Linked DNA regions of Homo sapiens: region 2 is linked to region 1. Evidence: read pairs that join two places in POLR2A ChIA-PET (ENCODE). Cell type or tissue: PC-9. All regions are shown on one strand.

Region 1 (2,500 bases):
TGAGTTTGCCAGATGAAATTAGCAGATTGAGCAGGAGAAAGGCAGTGAAGTTGCAATTGAGCTACAGGGTTCCTATTTTGGTATTAGAAGCAAATTTTCTTCCAAAGCAGAGTATTGAACTATTTGCATATGGAAAGGTTGGGAAAAGAGGTTGAGTGATACTGTGATAACACTTTTTTTTTGAATAACCAATAAATTTAACGAGACTTTATGATTCAGTGTGTGATTCATACCATGTAAAGTATGTGGCAGTATTCTATATAATCTACAAAAAATATTATTTTAATCAGTCCTGTATGGTGGCATGTGCCTATAGTCCTGGCTACTTGGGAGGCTGAGATGGGAGGATCACTTGAGTCCAGGAGTTCGAGGCTGCAGTGAGCTGTGACCTCACGACTGCACTCCATCCTGGGCGACAGAGCAACACCCTGCCTCTAAAAAATGAAGTCTAACATAATGGCAGCATTCTAGGGCGGAAAAAAGGATTCAGGTGATTGCTATGTGGGTGTCTGTAGTGTAATTCTAAGTAAGCTCCCAAAATGATGCTTCTACATGTCCCAGAAGAATCAGACATAGTTATTTGTCCTTGCTTTAGCTGTCAATTTTGTACAATTTTAGCTTCAAATCATTTGTTATTAGATAGTCTTGGTGAGTTTTCTGGACTTCCCAGGTTATATCAGTTGGAGTACTTTCTAACATATCTTATTATCAGAACCCAGAAAGAGTATATAGATAACTGACTTCCAGCTGATTTTCTTTGGTCATCATGTAACATCCATTGCTTTTTCTCCCAATTCTCAGTCTAGATCCAGGGTATGTAGTTTGTTGTTGTTGTTGTTGGCTTTTTTTTTTTTTGCATACATCTGCTCTTCACAAACCATATAACAATTGTAGGTGAACTGCAGAAAGCTATGAAAGATATCTTTTTTGAAGCACCGTTTCTGACACTTTATTAATCTGCCTTTTACCTGCAAATTGAAAGTCGAACCCACACTTCAAACAAGATCTTTACAGATCGGTATTTAAGATCAGTGTTCTCAAAAGAAAGTACAGGAAAGAAGGAAAACACCTTCCTTGCATTTATCTCATTATGTAATGGCTTGGGTTATATGTTGCAAATCCATGTTCAGAACTCTTGATAGGCTTGCATATAGTGGATAACATTGATCTGATATTTCCAGGTATGTTCCTTTTCAACAAGATGAAAGCGAACTAATTTGTCTTTAATTAAATCCTGGTGCCTAGACATCTGAATCTAGGAGATAATAGAGGGCCTCTAAATGCCAGATTGTTTACCTCAATATGGAATCTCTTTTGTTTTGCTTGCCCAGTAGTCCTTGTCACATGACATTTTGCAATTTTGAATAACCCCAAATTACCAAATGTATGATATCCAAGAAGGGAAAGCTGTGTAGATTGTAATTTAGTGCAAGCCCTTTCATTTAATTGCACTAAAGAAAGCATCCTATGTATGTCAATATGTTTTTGATAGTTCTAAATAACTTTATGTAAGTATGAATTAATATAAAGGATATTGGTAATTTCTTGGCCTATGTTTTAGTATCTATACAGCAAACTTCTTGCAAAGTCACATTGGTATATAAATTATCACGTAATCATGTTCCTATTTTACTTTGTAATTTGAACTAACACATTTTTATCTTTAGAAAGCTATCATCCAATCCTCCTGATCTCTAGGATGACAGCTGCAAAAGTATTTCTCTTTGAAAGAACCAAACTAAACTTTTACTTTCTACTAAATTCATTTCCCTCTCTTGATTTTTAAGTAGATTTAAGTATCTATTTCAACAGCCATAGTATTTCTTAAACTTAGCATTTAGTTGAAGTTGGAGTCTCAAAACAATACCAAAGAGCTTTGTTTCATCAAATTAGCTACTGTTTGTCTGTGTATTCTCTGTGTATGTCTTCCTATGTGGCTGCCTTCCAATGTTGAGCTATTTTTTGACCCCCTGATCTTTTGGTAACATAGTTTTTCCTCTAATAACCTCTTCCCCCAACCCCTGCCCCTTTTTTTTACTACCTCAGAACTTTTTTTGCAATTTTTTTTTTAAAACTGTCGATAACATATAGTCAAAGTTGCTTTATGAGTTCCTAAGACAGGTTGTATACAAAGATGTACTTAAGGACATATCTTCAACCCGAAAAAGAAAAGAAACAACTGAATTTCTTTGTGCAACATTTTGACTGATCCTCATTTTCAATTGTAGATTCCTGAAATTAAATATACGTTGAGGACCTTATATGTACTAGGAGAGATGCCGAGTTAGGCATTTTTACATATGTTCTTTCATTACACTTCTGAATTTTAATTCAAGATAGACTTACAGGACACAGGTGCCTTTTCTTTGATAACTTCTTTGTTTTTATTTATTTTCTATTTGTTCATTTAATTTTTTAGAGACAGGGTCCCACTCTGTCATCCAGGCCTGGGGTGCAGTGTTGCGATCTTAGCTCACTGTAGCCTCAAACTCCTGACATT
Region 2 (2,500 bases), 150 kb after region 1:
ATTCTTCTTTCTAAATCAAAGTATCATTTTGAAAAACATTTGTCTATTTAGATCAGAGTCAGAGATCCCAATATATATATTATGTTATATATATATTATATTTTGTGGGAAATTTATGAATTTGTAAATCATCTTGATGTCTTCATTTATTCATTTGCCGTTCCTGTAACTTTCACTCTACCTCACAGGGCTGAGGGGCCGTATATTTAGTATTCAGTGCTCCTGAAAATAGGCATCTGACTAGTATGTAATAAAATACCCTCAGTCCTCTAATAACTGAAAGTTGAGATTGCCTTTCATGGCAGATTGTGTTTTCCAGAACTGCAATAATATTTCCTGTCCCACATTCTCCTCCAGAACCTGGCCACATCTGCATCAAGAAGCAGAGCCTACTCCCCCTCTTTTTGAACCTACCTGGGCCTTTGTGTTTGTCTTGACAGTTAGAGTATGGTGGAAGTGATGCTTTGAGACTTCGGAGGCTGGAGAATGAATGGTAATACAGCTTCAGCCAGGCTCTCTCTCACTTAGGAAACGAGCCTTTGGAGCCCTGGGCCATCCGTAAGATGTTCAGCTACGCTGCTGTTGCTATGCTGAAGAGACCACACAGAGACAAAGAAGCATTCCTAGGGTCCCTAGAAGTTCCAAATTCCAGCTGTTTGAGTGGTCCCAGCCCACATGCCAGCCACGTGAGCATCAAGCATTCAGAATATTTGAGTGTCAACCATTGTCTGACAGCAAGTGTGTGAGACACTCTGAGTGAATACCGCCTAAGTGAGCTCAGGCAACTTCCCAAACTTGTGGGAGTTAATAATAAAATGATTGGTGGTATTTTACACCACCAAGTTTGGGAGTGGTTTGTTATGGGGCAATAGGCAACCAAAACACTCTTTGATTGTTAAACTAGCAAAAGCAATCCATGAAAGGATGAGATTATCTGTAGAAGTAACATCAGATGATATCTATTAAGTGTGCATTGGAGGAGACTTGGGAACACCAAATTCAATAAAGGCAAAATCTCAGGAAGGAAGGAACAGAAGTGACTGTCATCATGAAAGCTGATTCTCTCAATGGTAATGTACCAGATCTGCAGAAAGACTAAAGAGTGAGGAACATGAAATCTACATAAAAGAGAGTTACCAACAAGATTATATTGGTTTCTATACCACATTGTTTAATAAAGAAAGACATTGAATCTGGTGAATTATGGGAACAGGAATGATTTGTGGAACTTTTACTATGACCTGGGTTGTGTGTCCTCTAACACTAACTTCTCTTCCTTATTCTGACCCCCTGCCCACCGAGGAAGCTGATTAATGCTCGGCTCCCCCTTTAAACCTGCCCACAAGGAAAAAATGTGATGATCACATCAGCGCACAGTACTGTGGTGACCCAAGTGGCAGTTATCATTCTGTTGAGTGACACATTGTACATCGGGTTTATACATCAGTGCCTTCTAAGATTCGTTAACGTAAATCAGTCTCCTATAACGTTATCATCTCAGAGTGCATTGATAAAAATTGATTTTCTAGATGTGCACATCTGACAGGTGGAAAAGCAGCCTGATAACTCCTGAAAGGCTTTGTCACTCTGGCATCTGAGGTGGTATCACACACAGCCCTAATTATTCAGCTTACATCTGTTTAACAGAATTGCTATTTGTAATGATTATTACTGTTTAGCAACATTGTACACAAGACATTTTACTTGATTAAATTAAAATATTGAATTTATAGAATCAACGAAAGTTTTGGACCCTTACATTGACTAGATCCTAATCTTGGTTCTATAATAAATGAAACTATTTCTAATTTATTTTTGTTTTTCTATACTTTTGTCACCTTAGTCAATGGTAACAACAACAACAACTAACATTAATGTCACTGAGTGCTAGGCACACTGTTCATGAGGATGTTTTTAAAATGTTTAATCAATATATAATGATATCATCAGTGATTTTTTAAAATGTCAGGTTTTTAAGGTATAATTTACGTGGAGTAAAATGCACCCTTTTAAAGTGTACAGTTCTATGAGTTTTGATGAATATGTGCCATCATGTAACTAGTACCCAATCAAAATACAGAATATTTTCATCACTCCGAAAAGTTTACTTGTACCCCTTTGTGGTCAGTCTCCTACCTCCACCCCTAGACTCTGGCAACACTGAACTGTTTTTGGTCCTTCTAGTTTTACCTTTTCCAGAATGCCATATAAGTAGAATCCTAAAATATGTAACCTTTGAGCCTGGCTTCTTTCACTGAGCAAGATGCTTTTGAAGTTCATTGATGTTGTTGTGTCTATTGGTTGTTTGTTCGTTTTTATTGCTGAGAGGTATTCCATAGTATAGCTACATCACATTTTGCTTGGTCATTCAACAGTTGATGAACATTTGGGTTATTTCCAGTTCTTGGCAATAATAAATAAAACTGCTAAAAAATTGTGTACAGGTTTTTGGGTGGCATATGCCTTCATTTCTCTCGGGTAAATACTCCCAAGAGAAATG

The links. Peaks named below come from ENCODE experiments on the same cell type or tissue, not always from the same donor. Only the 100,000 strongest peaks of a DNase experiment are listed, where the experiment ranks them.
Region 2: POLR2A ChIA-PET joins it to region 1 with 20 read pairs; 2 of 35 experiments call an interaction of 5 or more read pairs at or near these places.

Annotation. Positions count from the first base shown.
Region 1 is chr3:107,729,652-107,732,151 of GRCh38, forward strand. The region is part of intron 6 of BBX (BBX high mobility group box domain containing); the gene reads left to right. Among named protein-coding and RNA genes, the nearest start is that of LINC00635, 150 kb to the right of the region's middle. In PC-9, no CTCF peak of the experiment used is centred here; no DNase peak of the experiment used is centred here.
Region 2 is chr3:107,877,488-107,879,987 of GRCh38, forward strand. LINC00635 (long intergenic non-protein coding RNA 635) reads right to left here and starts at 581. Exons shown (of 8, transcript NR_024276.1): 1 at 415-581. In PC-9, no CTCF peak of the experiment used is centred here; no DNase peak of the experiment used is centred here.